Linked DNA regions of Homo sapiens: region 2 is linked to region 1. Evidence: read pairs that join two places in POLR2A ChIA-PET (ENCODE). Cell type or tissue: HepG2. All regions are shown on one strand.

Region 1 (8,000 bases):
CCATAGTCCCAGTGGTGGTGGCCACAGGGGTGCTTGTGTCACCCCATCCACAGCTCCAGGCAGTGCAGCACAGAGAGAGAAAATCTGGGAGAAATAAGGGAAGAGAACAAGAGTCTCTGGCTGGTAACCCAGAGAATTCTTCCAAATCTTATCCAAGACCACAAAGGTGGGTACACCTGTGAGTCTACAAGAGCCACAGCATTGCTGAGCTTGAGATAGCTCCCAATACAGTTCCAGCTGCAGAGACCAGAAATGTATATTACAACCACCAAAGTCCATTTCAGTACCTGGAAAGTCTTCCTAAGAAGGATAGGTACAAACAAGCCTAGACTTGTCATGAAGATTAAAATCAATAGGTAAATCTTCAGTGCCCAAACACTAACAAACATCCACATGCATCAAGACCATCCAGGAAAACATGACCTTACAAAATGAACAAAATAAGTCACCAGAGACCAATCATGGAGAGACAGAGATACATAACATTTCAGACAGATAATTTGAAATAGCCGTTTTGAGGAAACTCAAAGAAATTCAAGATAATACAGAGTAGTAATTGAGGAACCTATCAGTTAAATTTAACAAACAGACTGAAAAAATTTAAAAGAATCAAACAAATTCTCGAGTTGAGAAATGCAACTGACATACTGAAGAATGCATCAGAGTCACAAAAACAGAACTCATCAAGAAGAAGAAAGAATTAGTGGGCTTGAAGACAAGCTATTTGAAAATACATTCAGAGGAGACAAAAAAAAAAGAATGAAGCACACCTGCAAGATCCAGAAAATAGATTGAAAACAGCAACTCTAAGAGTTATTGGACATAAAGAGGAGGTAGAGAGAAAGATAGGGGTAGAAAGTTTATTCAAAGGGATAATAACAGTGAAGTTCCCAAACCTAGAGTAAGACATCAATATTCAAGTACAAGAATGTTATGGAACACCAAGCAGATTCAGCCCAAAGAAGACTACCTAAAGATATTTAATAATTAGGGCCAGACGCAGGGGCTCACGCCTTAATCTCAGCATTTGGGAGGCTGAAGTGGGCAGATCACCTGAGGTCGGGACCAGCCTGACCAACATGGAGAAACCCCGTCTCTACTAAAAAGAAGAAAAAAAAAATTAGCCCGGCATTGTGGCGCATGCCTGTAATCCCAGCTAATCTGGAGGCTGAGGCAGGAGAGTCACTTGAACTCAAGAGGCATTAAACAGAGCTATAGTAACAAAAACAGCATGGTAGTGGCACAAAAATAGACACATAGACCAATGGAACAGAATAGAGAACCTAGAAACAAATCCATACACCTACACTGAACTCATTTTCAACAAAGGTGCCAAGAACATACATTGGGGAGAAGACAGTCCCTTCAATAAATGGTGCTGGGAAAACTGGGTATCCATATGCAGAAGGATGAAACTAGACCTTTGTTTCTTGCCATATACAAAAATAAATCAAAATGGATTAAAAACATAAATCTAAGACCTTAATTTACAAAACTAATAAAAGAAAACATGGCAGAAAGGTTCAGAACATTAGACTGGGCAAAGATTTGTTGAGTAGAGTAGTACCCCAAAAGCACAGGCAACCAAAGCAAAAATAGATAAATGGGATCACAAATATTTGCAAGCTATCCAGGTGACAAGGGATGAATAATCAGAATATATAAGAAGCTCAAACAACTCTACAGAAAAAAAATCTAAAAATCTAATTTTCAAATGGGCAAAAGATTTGAATAGACATTTCTCAAAAGAAGACATACAAATGGCAAACAGGCATATGAAAAGGTGCTCGACATCATTGATCATCAGAGAAATGCAAATCAAAACTATGATGAGATATCATCTCATCCCAGTTAAAATGGCTTTTATCCAAAAGACAGGCAATAACAAATTCTGGTGAGAATCTGGAGAAAAGGGAACCCTCCTACATTCTTGGTGAGAATGTAAATTAGTACAACCACTGTGGAGAACAGTTTCTTCAAAAACTAAAAATAGATCTACCATATAATCCAGTAATCCCACTGCTAAGTATGTACCCAAAAGAAATGAAGTCAGTACATCTAAGTGATATCTGCACTTCCATGTCTATCACAGCACTATTCACAATTGCCAAGATTTGGAAGCAACCTAAGTGCCCATCAACAGATGAATGGATAAAGAAAATGTGATATGTATATAGATACACACACACACACGTGTATATATACTACAAATATAGAGTATATATGTACTACTCATCCATAAAAAGAATGAGATCTTGTCATTTGCAATTGAAGCAGCCTCACTGTCTGAGGTGTTATCCAGAGTTCTTTGTGTCATGACCAAGAAAAACAAGGAGCATATACACCAACAGTGAGGTTGGAGTGAAAGTTTAATAAGCAAAAGAGGAAAGCTCTCCACAGCAGAGAGGGGGTCCAAGAGGGTTGCTGTTTTACAGTTGAACACAAAAGCTTTTATTAGAAAGTTCCCCTGTCTGTGTAGCTGCCTGTGTGACTGCCCTTACCTATGCGGTCACAGGCATTTCTCAGGCAAGCCTCCCGCTACCCGTGCAAATTTGTGCGGAACCCACCATGTACATGTCCGTAGAAGGGGAGGAAACTTTTTCCTGGGTGCCCGCTGATTACACAAAGAACAAAGGCGTTTCTATGTTGGGACTTGCTCTCTTATCTGTGCAGCTGCAGCTTTATTTTTCAAGCTGTTTCTCTGTTTAAAAGAATTCTACCAAGGACCTGCCTTAACTGTCTGTTTTTTGTTGTTGTTGTTGTTGTTTGTTTGTTTGTTTTCCTTTCTCCTCCCTCACAATAGCATGGATGGAACTGGAGACTATTTTGTTAAGTGACATGAGCCATGCAGAGAAAGACAGACTTCACATGTTCTCACCTGTTTGTGGAAGCTAAAAATGAAAACAATTGAACTCATGGAGATAGAGAGTAGAACAATGGTTACCAGAGGCTGGGAAGGGTAATAGGAGGCTGGGGTGGAGGTAAGAGTAGTTAATGAGTACCAAAAAAATAGAAAGAATGAATGACATACTATTTGATAGCACAACAGGGTGACTATAGTCAATAATAACTTAATTGTACATTTTAAAATTACTAAGAGTGTAATTGGATTGCTTGTAACACAAAGAAAGGATAAATGCTTGAGGTGATGGATACCCCATTTACCCTGATGTGAATATTACACACTCTATGCCTGCATCAAAATATCTTGTGTACCTTATAAATATACACACCTACTGCTCACCCACAAAAATTAAATATAAAAATTGTTAAATAAATAAAAAGGTAGTTGAAGGTTACTGAGTTTCATTAAGTGAAATGACTAACATGTGGTGGTTTCCTGATTAAAGCCCCTTAATTTGGAAACACTGCCTGCTCACTTGCTTACTTGTTTGCCTGTTCTTTTATATACGTGTATCATCATAGATAAATTAGAAAGAAATTTATCCCTTTGTATTCCAAAAAAAGGTAAGGAATTTGTCATTAGCTTTCTCCATGGATACACTGTTTCCTCTCTGGGGAACAGAGGGCCCACACTTGTCCTAGTTAGAATTATCATCTAGAACTCCCCACAGAAGCTTGGCTCCGGACTGCAAACAAAACTGTTCTTTCATACTCGATCATATGAGTCATTCTAGCGGTGGGGTTCAGTACCATTGGGGCAGTTGAAGAGTCACAACTTCAGACAGAAGACAAGAAGTATGGCTAATATCAGGATATTTGGGGGCATTGTATTTGATAGAGAATAAATAGTATATAAAACTTTCAAATGAATGTTTTAAGTTAAAATTAGATATTTAAATATATGTATTTACAATTCCCTGATGTAATTGATTTTTTGATTAGTTAACTCTAGTCCTGATCATATAAGAGAGACTTTACTGTATTCTTTACTACTAATTTGTCATTGCAATTGCCTCAATCCATCTCACAGACATAGAAACGCACATGCATGTACACTCACACACAGTAAACTACTGGCCTAGACTCTGACATACCGTCTGTTTGCATGTTTAGGGCTAACCTGCACTGCGTGATGTACTGTGAACTTCCTCCTAAACTCTGCAGCTGGATCTGTGCCTGCCTCAACCCAGTTAGGCCAATATAGTTGCAGATATCAGTCTTTTCAAGTGTGCCTCTTTTTGTTTTAAGATATGATACTAGTTATGACCTCTGGAGTGTCTCAGGCTCTTGAAGAGAGTAAAGCTCCTATCCACATTTTTTCTACTCTTTTTTTGTGCAAATTCACTTCAGAAAAGCTGTATTTAACTTGATTTTCTCTCCAAGAATGTAAGTAGTAGATTCATTTTAGCCAAATGTCATTATAGCAAAATTAACTCAGTTTATCATGGGGTTTGAACTTCCAATGCAGTGATTTTCTGACTTTAGTGTACATAAAAATCTCCAGAGGAGTAGCTAAAAACACATATAGTGTACATAAAAATCTCCAGAGGAGTAGCTAAAAACACGTATTCCTGAGCCCCATCCCCCCAGTACAAGAGATTCTGAGTTAGTAGGTCTAGGGTGGAGTCCATGAATCTACCTTTTATATAAGCACTAAGGTGATTCTAATGTCAGGGGTGCTGTGGACCACACTTTGAAAAGTCATCTTATTAGATTGTTAATAAAGCCCACATGAATCTGCTCAACTAATAGAAACACAAATTTTCCTTTCAGTGCTTTCAAGAATATGCATCTGGAAGCCTGCATTTTCTCCTCTGATAGCATGAAATGCACAGAAGGAAATCAAGAGCTAAACTTCCGGCACTGTCCCTTTAAAGAGCATCATTATTCTGAAAATGGAATATTTGCTTGCTTCCTTCACAAAGAAAACATTCTGTTTGCTGTGGGAGTAAAGGGTGTTATGATTGTGAAACTTTGCTCACCAGACAAATTCCAGTCCTGTCATATGACTTTAGACAATGCTCTCTCTTAGCTCTTTGTATAGCACTTCAGAATCCTGAGGAGGTAGTTTCCATGTAGGCTAATGTCAGTGTTATTTAGAGGACATACAAACAGAATCAAGACTTAGAGCTACTTAAGGGGACACAACAGTGGCCTCCCCAGCAACAGGACTTGCACTTGCTGGAGCCACTGAGTCACCCTAGAGCACAGACCACCCACTTCTTTTAAAGGTGTGGGAAGTGAATTACTTCTCAGGCTCAAACTTCAGAGTCTGGCTCAAACACCCCTTGGGATGCCCTTTCCATACCTGGATGCCAGGCTCCTATAAGACTTCAGGCAATGGCAGAAATATGAGGATTCTGTTTCAGCTCTGACACTTGACTAAGACCTTGAGCAAATCATTTCACTATTATAGGCCTATAGAATTAGGATATCAATATTTACCTCAAAAGATGATTACAAAAGTTGAGTTTAGTTTATAAAAATATGTAGCACAGTACCTGGTAGTAAACCACTGCAACATTCATTCTTTCATTTCTCCCTCATAATTTGGTCTGGAGCCATTGCCACACCAATCACTCAATAGCAGTGAGAGTGTCTCCAGCCACCAGCTAGCTCAGGGCGGCACCCTTTTGCAATTGACACGGTGTGCCATTTAATATGGTTGATTTCATGGGCTGGCAGTTATCTTAACAGTTGAGGTTGGTCATCAGTTACCAGTATGATAGAGTAGCAAGCAGGTTATGAGTTTTAATGCTAATTGAGGATGTCTCTTTTTCTTAAAATCTCATTTTAATCTATTTATTTTCACAGTATTTTCATGAAATTTAAAAAGTAAATACAGCAATATTTGGATTTACCTAACAAATCAAGAAAGGCAAGGGCTCACAGAGGTACAAAGGAGGCTATGCAATTTTCTGAAAACCTGATGAATGCTATGAATGCTGTCTCCTGGGGAGAAAAATACACATACACATCATATTTTGCATTCAATTTATGAAGGTTCACAGACTCCCCACAGATCATCAACAAAACCCAGACTAAGAAGCTCTGATATGAGTATTGTCATTTACCATTCTTTCTCAAGTAAACAAGGATTCTGGGTCAACCCTGAGCCCCTCCTAACCCTAATAATAACATATGAACTCCTTCTCTGTGAAGGCTATTAAAACCCCACAGAAAACTCATGTGGACTTCTTTAACAAACACGTGGGTTCTCAAAAGGACTACATGCAGCGTATGTCTAGGCAATGATGGGGTTGCCCTGGTGAGGTGATTAGAAACTCAATTAGTTTGGAAAATATGTTTTCCAGCTTCTATAAATTTGGCAGAGACAGAAGGCAGGATGAAGGGAATAGTACAAGGAAGACTAAGTTTTCTCCAAAGGCCCCATTCAAAATTTAGGAGTCATGTTATCCACATTGCTCACATGATATTGCAACTATGTTGGGAAATGCTTCTGCTCCACTCTCAAGCACTGCCTCCCACCTTCCCCATTCTGCTTTTTCTAATGGGGATTTCAGAATATCAACTTGCCAATTCTCTGATTCTCAGATATAAAAGTCAAACAGTGAGAGATCTGTTTTTCAGGTGACAATCAGCTGGGAGAGGCAAGGATAAAACAGACTGCATACAGTAAATAGCAGGAATTAGACATCAGGCAAAAAGCAAGTGGCAGCTATGTTCAATTAGCTTTTATTATTATATATATTTTAAAACTTTCAGTGTATGCATGGCATGGTTATCCATAACCCAATTTCCTCCTACAAACAGAGACTATGTTTTAAGGGTCAGAATGTAGCATCATTCAGATATAAAGGTAACAATCCTGGCCTTGCTTCAACAAAATGTAAATGCAGAGTTGTTTCTCCATAACAATCATCTCCACTTTCCCTCAACCATTGTGATTAAAGATACGCGTTTGAGAGGAAGCTGGTCAAATCAGTAGTGCAAGCTGTGGCTAAAGAATAAGATGTGTTGTGGTTTACATGCACATCCTTGACTTCATTAGCACAAATCTTTGTCCTCATCAGACCCATCTAAAGAATCACAAAATGCAAACAGAGGATTTGTCACTTTTTCTAGACAAATGATATTCAAGGAAAAAATTAAGGAGATCAGTGAGAGGCTGGAAAGAAAATGATCTTGAAATTAATAGGCAAATAAAGACTTTTCAAGAAAATGAAGAAATTGAAAGAAATCTTCGGAAATGAAAAAATAGGACTCATCCCATTCTAATACTCAGCTAACACAGAAAAGCAGTTCTCAGTGCTTGAGAGAACCAGTGAGGACCAGTGAAGATACACAAGTGACAAGTTATGTTGCCTATTCACAAGACTTGAGGGGAAAATTCAAAATTATCCATCAAAGGGAAGGTTATTTAAAGATCTCAGGGGTTGCTACTGCATTTTCTGCTCTTCTCTGGCTATATTCTTTTTTAAAATACCTCATCTAGCCCCACAGATATAAATACCATGTATACACCAATTATTCTCAAATTTATTTCTCCACCCCTGACTTTCCCCAGATCTGTATGCTCCACTGACTATTTAATTGCAATTCTCAAAGTAACCAATTAAAAAATAACTAAAATAATATACAAAAGGAAATGATGAGGGCATCAAAGGGTATAATAGGAAAAATACAGAAAAGAAGGCAGAATTGGAGAAATTGCAGAACAGAAGTTATATAAGCAATATAGAAAACAAATAGCAAAATGACAGAAATGAGTCCTTCCATATCAATAATCACTTTAAATGTAAATGAGTTAAACTCACCAATTAAAAGACACAGATTGGCAATGTGGATTAAGAAAAATGATTCAATGACATGTTTTCATTCATATACAGGAGCTAGAAAAGTTGATCTCATGGAGGTAAAAGGTAGAATGTTACCAGAGGCAAGGAAGCAGAGGAGGGATGAGGGGGGTTGGTTAATAGGTACAAACACACAGTTGAATAGAAGGAGTAATTTCTGGTGATCAGTGGCACAATAGGGTGACTATAGTTGACAATAATTTATTGTATATTTCTAAATACCTAGAAGAAGAGATTTGAATATTCCCAACATAGAGAAATGATGAATGTTTCAGGTGA
Region 2 (8,000 bases), 230 kb before region 1:
ATGTGATAAAGTTCAACATGGCTTCATAGTAAACACACTCAAAAACCTGGGGAAAGAAGGAACATACCTCAACAAAATAAAAGCCATATATGACAGACCCACACCCAGTATCATACTAAATGGGGAAAAACTGAAAGCCTTTCCTCTAAGATCTACAACAATGCCCACTTTCACCACTGATACTCAACATAGTACTGGAAGTCCTAGCCTCAGCAGTCAGACAAGAGAAAGATATAAAGGGCATCCAAATTGAAAAGGAAGAAGTCAAATTATCCTTGTTTGCTAATGATATAATCTTATATTTGGAAAAACCTAAAGACTACACATGACAACTATTAGAACTAATAAACAAATTCAATAAAGTCGTAGGATACAAAATGAACATACAAAACTCAGTAGCATTTCTATATGCCAACAGTGAACAATCTGAAAAATAAATCAAAAGCAGCAATCCCATTTACAATAGCCACACATAAAATAAATACCTAGCAATTAACCAAGGAAGTGAAAGCTATCTATAATAAAAACTATAAAACACTGATAAAGGAAATTGAAGAGGACACCAAAAATGGAAAAATATTCCATGTTCACGGATTAGAAAAATCAATACTGTTAAAACGTTCATACTACACAAAGCGATCTACGGATTCAATGCAATCCTTATCAAAATACCAATGACATTCACAAAAATGGAAAAAACAATTCTAAAATGTATATGGAACCACAAAACCTCAGAACAGCCAAAGCTACCCTAAGCAAAAAGAACAAAACTGACTTTTTACAATACCTGACTTCACATTATACTACAGTGCTATTGTAACCAAAACAGCATGGTACTGGCATAAAACCAGGTACATAGATCAGTGGAACAGAATAGAGAAAATGTTTTTAGTGTCCTCTTCCAACTCCTTCATCAATGTTTTATAGTTTTCATTGTAGAGATCTTTCACTTATTTGGTTATTTCTTAGGTATTTAATTTCATATGTGGCTACTGTAAATGGAATTATATTTTTATTTATCACACTGTTCACTGTTGGTACATAGAAATTCTACTAATTTTTGTATGTTGCTTTTTGTATCCTGCAATTTTACTAAATTTGTTTATCAGTTCTAATAAAAATTGAAAGAGTTGAACTTATGGATATAGAGAGTGGAAGGATGGTTACCAGAGGCTGGGAAGGGTAGTGGAAGGCTGGGGAGGGAGATGGGGATAGTTAATGGGTACAAAATAATAGTTAGAAAGAATGAATAAGACCTACAATTGATAGCACAGTAGGGTGAATATAGTCAATAATAACTTAATTGTGTATTTTAAAATAAAGAATGCATTTGCATTGTTTGTAACTCAAAGGATAAACACTTGATGAGATAGACAGCCCATTCTCCATGATGTGCTTATTTCACATTGCATGCTTATATCAAAATATCTCATGCACCCCGTAAATATATATAACTACTATGTACTCACAAAAATTTAGCATAATAATAATAATAAAAACATTTTGCTTCATAAAACGTAAATGACCATCATCATTTCTTAAAACAGTCTTGATTCCCTTTGAGAGAGAAGTAAAAAATGATGCTTAGGATACCCTGAATCTCTCTTAGAATCAAAAACTTTCTGGAGCCAATGAGTGTTTCTGAGGTTTACCACAGTAATATGGAGCTGTAAAACGACACTCATAAAGAATCTTCATTCTACAATTTTCTTGCATGCAATATTGACTTTTAGCTGCCATAACAATATATTAAAAAAGAGACTTCAGCTGTTTTCAGCCATGTCTTAAGCTTCTAACCAGTGTCTCCTTCATGGCTGAGTAGAGAAAGAAAGAAAAGGGCACGTCAGGTTCCAGCCTGTAGCTACCACCAGCTGTTCGGTTGCATGAGTGGATGGATTAAGTTGACATTCACTGAGATAGAGAACATTGGAAGGGGATTGGGTGTTCAGGTAAAGTTCTAAGTTTGCCTTTTGTCTTTCTGTATTCCTCAGCAACAAGTACCCAGAAAACGCATGCAGCCATCTGCCTACCCGGGCCAAGACCCTTCTTCTAGCCTACCATTCTAGACCATTCCTGACCCCCTTTTTCCACCACCCTGACAAGTAGAACCTCCAAGTTCTGTCTCCTATTCCCTCAAAAAACTTTTCTTCATGGTTTATTTGAGAAACAAATCCCAACTAAGGCATTAATGGGGGCCAAATAGTTTTAAATGCTATTCCCATTGATCTAACCACAATTGGGCTATAACTAGCTTCCAAAGAATCAGGTAACAATGGGAATTTAGAGCCCTATAGCAGGGTCAAGAAGGGATAAATTTTTTTGCAGGTGGACATTTTAGTATTTATCAAATTATCATAAACAAGTCCCTAGTCTCAACTTAATATGATATCAAAGAAAAGATAAGCAAATCCAGACATCTTCCTGTATGAAACTTTCTCCAGTCCTTCCAGGCAGAAATAACAACTCTCTTCCTTGAACCCACATAAAACTTTATTTTAAATTTTTTTTACAGGGAACCCATTTTAATATTTTTATCCTATTTACCTACGCATTCCTCTATACTGAAAACTGTTTCAACTCACACACACTTTATTCCTTTCCTCCTTCATTCAGTCCCTTCTCTTGCCCTCTTAATCTCTCTTTCTCTCTCTCTCTCTCACACACACACACACACACACACATACACACACACACTTCTCTGGCACAGTGCTTTGCAGATAGTGCATGCTCAGTCAGTGGCTATGGGATAAACAAAGAGACTTCAGAAGAAAGACTTGAAAGGTTTATTTGTACATAAAGAAGACTATTCTCTTCTGGCCTTTGATTAAAAGTCAACAGAAGCAATTGATTTTTGTCTCTTCTAATCTCAGTACTAATATGTATCTTCTAAAGCCTTCTCTAAATTACATTTGCTTTTGTTTTTTGTTTAGCAAACTGAAGAAACTATTTACATGTTTTAAAGATTTCACCTTTGATCTAATGCCAAGATCGAGAGTTAAAATTTCTCCTTAATATACTGTGAAACAAAAGACAAATATAAATTCTATAGACTGGTCTGTAAGAGAACCTCATTAATTCAAACCATAATAATGTGAAAATCTGATCATTTGAAAAAGAAGTTTGGTATGCAAATTAACATAGAAAAAATTTCAAAGTGCATATTTATATTTCTTAACCACCAACTATTAGAAACAGTCCGTTGTTCACCAATAACACATATGCAAATGATTATGAAAATTATAGATCATTAGCTACTTACTAAGGCAGCTCCTCTAGGGATCCCTATTAAGCTAAATTTGTTTAATATTTATAATTTTACATTGTATTTCATATTTCAATTATTTGTTTTTGTCTGTCTCCCTTCACTAGAATATAAGCCTGATAGAAGATTTTCTCTGTTTTGTTCACTGCTATATCCCTAGCATTTAGAAAAGTGTCTGGCATGTAGATGCAAAAATCTGTTAAATAAGTGAAAGAATAAACAGTACCATTAAGTATACTTAAAAGTGATAGAATTTCAATTAAAAAAACTCTATTATTCAAACTTTTAAATGAATACAATAGTCTCCAAATGTTTCAATCAGTGCCACTTAGTATCTTTGCCTCCAAAGCTTTGTCATTTTGAAAATCAGCAATACAAATTTTTAGAGAACATCTCTGACTTCTACAAAGATTTAAGGGTGAAATCACTTTTGAAATTGCAATATAAAGTCAGACACCTAAATAATTTAATTTCCTTGCTTTGACTGCATTTCACCCGCTCCAACTAGCTCATTGACCAAAATAATACAGAGTTGATCTATAAAGTAGATGTAGCATATCATGTCATGTATTGGTGAAGATGTTTTATAAAATGCAAATTTCTTTTAAGAGTGAATTACTTATAAAGCCTTTAAAAACATCTTTTTTTCCCTCTGACATTTTCCCACCACAATTTTCCCTCCTACACCAACTATCACCTACTAAAAGCATTTCCGAGAATTGTGTTCAATTTCCACTGACTCCACCCAAGCAAACAGACTGTGAAACTTGTGGTATTTAGACTATTGATTTTTAAAGAGCAAAATGATTATACCTAATATCCCTCTTTAAACAGAGTAAGCTTTCAATGTATTCAACCTCCACTAGCTCATGAACTTTAATGTTCTTATTGTCATTTGATTGTTAGGTTCTGTGATCATTTCTGACACCACTATTATCAACCTTCTGTGTATTAATGCCATTTTGTGACTTGTAAATAAAAACAGCCAGCATGTTGAATGGCTTGGCTTTCACAAATGCACCTAATCTTACTACTGGTTTTTGCCTAATGTAAACATTCTGTGCCGTCCTAACTCAGGATACTTTTAAAAGCTCTGCAACAAAATAATGTGAAAATGCTTGAAATGTGTCTCTACAGGCCCTCAAGGAACAATACCTTTATTATTCCCAAATGCTGCCAGAAATTGATCCCCTAAGTCTGATATGGAGGATCTTAGCAAAAGGACCGCCCCAAAAATATTAAATATGCTAACATTTGGGGCTCTACTACATACCTAAAACAGAATCAGATAAGATCCCTTACACACCATATAGGCCAGTGATATTCAAAATGGTCTTTGACAGTGAAACATGCACTCTCCCTCCTCCCCAGTCTGAAAAAACAATCTTACATAGCAGCTCAGTCTATAAAATATATAAGCAGAAAACATATCAGCAGAGTGGCTCTCATTCAAGTGTGGAAGACCAGGAGACCCACAGGCTTGAAAGCTTGCGAAGTCAGGCCTCAGCCGCCAAAACACTGGGCCTAGAGGCAAGGCAATAAAGGGCCAAGAAATCAGGCAAAAGAAGTAGGTAAACAAGGGTTAAGAATTAGGCATCGATTGGTTTTTGTAAGATAGATGTGGAATGAACAACATGGGAGAAGATATAGATCCAGAGCCAGACTGTAAATCTGGAGCTGCCAGCAACCTACTCATACTGCTACCTCCCAGACCACATACCTCAGACCAGCCTTGTTGAGCACAGTGAGCACAATGGTAACTATTTTGCTATGGTATAACCATATACTCAGGAACCTGGATTATCTACAAGGATTAGGTGGTTAAGCAATGGAAACATCCAGCAGTATGTCAGATGCTAATATTAATATGTCCCCAGGATACTGACAATCTTCCTTCATCTCCACAGCTAGAACTAAGAGGCCATCAGCAACCTAATGTAAACACCCAATTGTCCTCCCAAGTGCAGGAATGGATTTATACATATTTACCCTGTCTAATTAAGTCAATTAAAGGCTTTCTTCAAAAGAATGTCCAAGATAGGGATATGGTCTGAGACCCTGTAACAGGTTCAAACTACCTAGCCCTCAGTGAGTGTTGAGCCACAATTCTGGCCCCCAAAGTCTATTTGCATGTAGATAATGATTTGTTCCAATCAACTGAGACAAGTTGCTACAAATTATGTTATGAATAACAATGTAACTCCTTCTATTACGTAGTCTCTGACTCAATAGAGAGAATGCCAATGGATAGCCAAATAAGGTAATATGGCATTTATATACCCAGAGAATAACATTTTAAAATCAATTCAAGGACAAGGGTAAGAAAGAGAGAAAAATGGGTGGAGGAGGGGAGCAGTCTCATACCAAGAATATCTGCCTCTTAAAACATAAGAAAAGACATTTCTATCCCTGGCTTATTGCAGGAGCTTGGACAGATCTTTCTCCTTCTGGGCCTCAAGTTCTCTGATGTAAAAACGATAGCTTTATTATGAATGGTCTGTGAGATCTCTCCCAGCTCTCAATCTCTAGTTCTATATCTCCCTTTATAACCTGAATTTCAGCTGTAGGTGCACAGATCACAGATGGATCACATAAGCCCTTCTTTGCATCTTTCCTTCATCTTCTAATTATATCTTCATTTTCTGTTTGTCCTAACAGTAATTTATGTACCCTCCCACCAGGTAATCTCTGCCTGATTTCCTGGCAATAAAGAATAATTTCTTTTATTCTAAATTAAAGGCTATGGGAAGCTATGAATCCATCCACCAAACAAACCTCTTACTTGTGAGAACATTTCTAAAGAAAATAGGAGATTGCTTTCTAACATAGTAGAAGAAAATATCCATAACACACGCCTGTTAGCCTCAAAGTAGCCTTCAGGGCCCTTGGATAAGTGTTATTAAGTTATAAAAGGAAACTTGAGTCCAGGAATTAATGATGGTGGAGTAAGTAGAGGAGAGAAGATAGCACTATACCCAAATAACTCTGAATCCCATGACTTCACAGTCGTTCCTAAATAGTGATGTACAAATGGGAGTGGGAGGCAGGTAGGGAATGCAGTGAGAGAGGTCTGCCTGGCAGGGAGGAATATTTCATCATTAATGTTGTTTATAATTTTTGCTGTACAGGGATATTAAGATGCAGACTGACTTTTCATTTCATTATTGTTTTTAAATTCTTTATAAATAGTGCCCATGCAAAGTTGATATGAAGAAGTGAAATGTAAAGAATGTATCCCTGTATTGAGAAGAACTGGGTTCCAACAGTACGAAGATTAAGCATCTGTATTAGTCCATTTTCACACTTCTGATAAAGACACACATGAGACTGTAAAGAAAGATAGGTTTAGTGGACTTACAGTTGCATGTGGCTGGAGAGGCCTCACAACCATTGTAGAAGAAAAAAGGCACTTCTTACATGGTGGCAGTAAGAGAGAATGAGGCAGAAACAAAAGCAGAAACCCCTTATAAAACCATCAGATCTCAAGAGACGTATTGACTACCACTAGAACTGTATAGAGGAAACCACCTGCATGATTCAATTATTTCCCACTGGGTCACTCCCAGAACACATGGGAATTATGAGAATACAATTCAAGATGAGACTTGGGCGAGGACACAGAGCCAAACCAAATCAGCATCTGTGGTAGGCTGAATAATGGTCTCCCAATGATCTCCAAGTCCTGTGAAACCTGGGAAGATGTTGCCTTATATGGCAAAAGGGACTTTGCAGATGTCATTAAGTTAAATATCTTGAAATGTAAAAATTGGGCTGGATTATTCAATTGAACCCAAATGCAATCACAAATATCCCTATTAGAAGGAGGCAAAAGAAGGTATTACCAGAAAGACGAGAAGGAAGCAATATGATGATGGAAGCATTGATTGGAATGATAAGGAGACAAGGAAAGGAATATAAACAGCCACAAGAAGTTGGAAGAGACAAGGAATGGTTTCTTTTCTTGAGCTTCCAGAAGGAACCAGGCATGCTGACACTCTGTTTTTGGCCCCGTAAGACTCGCTTCGGACTTCTGATTTCCAGAACTATAAAATAACTAATTTGTGTTGTTTTGGCCACTAACTTTGTGGTAATTTGTTATAACTGCAATAGGAAACTAATACAGCATCTTCTGTGTACAAGACATTGCATTAGATACTTTACACATTAGATACTTTACACAGATTATCTCATTTCATCTCCATAATGCCCTATAAAATATTATCATAGTCATTTCGCAAATGAGGAAACTGAGACTCTGAGAGACTACAACCAATTAGTGGCAGAGCCTGAATTGGAACTCAGGTGTCTGACTTCAAAATCTATTTTCTTTCCACTACGACATGTAGTAAAAGTAACCACGATAATATCTTACACTTATCTGAAGCCTGTTCTAAGAACTTCACATGAATAATTTTATTCCTTCCAAAAATTTCTAAGAAACTATGACTTAAGTTAAAAACCCATTTAGTAGTTATGTGTCAATGGGAAAATTACTTATTCTCTGTGACTCAGTTTTCTTATCTGTAAAATTGGGCGGAAAAGAATAATACCTGCCTCATAAGAGTGTTATAAATATTAAATGATTTAATATTTGTAAAGAGCTGCTAACGGTGTTTGGAACACAGTAAGTACCATATTATCAAAGTAACCATGATGATACATTCTCTCAGGAATCTGGTTCTGCTTTATCTGCTAACTAGTGAAGTGATCTTGACCTCATTCCTTGACTAAACAGCTT

Evidence for each region. Peaks named below come from ENCODE experiments on the same cell type or tissue, not always from the same donor. Only the 100,000 strongest peaks of a DNase experiment are listed, where the experiment ranks them.
Region 2: POLR2A ChIA-PET joins it to region 1 with 8 read pairs; 1 of 35 experiments calls an interaction of 5 or more read pairs at or near these places.

The regions. Positions count from the first base shown.
Region 1 is chrX:121,006,027-121,014,026 of GRCh38, reverse strand. No RefSeq gene overlaps it. Among named protein-coding and RNA genes, the nearest start is that of CT47A1, 24 kb to the right of the region's middle. In HepG2, no CTCF peak of the experiment used is centred here; DNase peaks (open chromatin) are centred at 2,586, 3,596 and 4,876.
Region 2 is chrX:121,240,739-121,248,738 of GRCh38, reverse strand. No RefSeq gene overlaps it. Among named protein-coding and RNA genes, the nearest start is that of MIR3672, 130 kb to the left of the region's middle. In HepG2, no CTCF peak of the experiment used is centred here; DNase peaks (open chromatin) are centred at 2,748 and 4,008.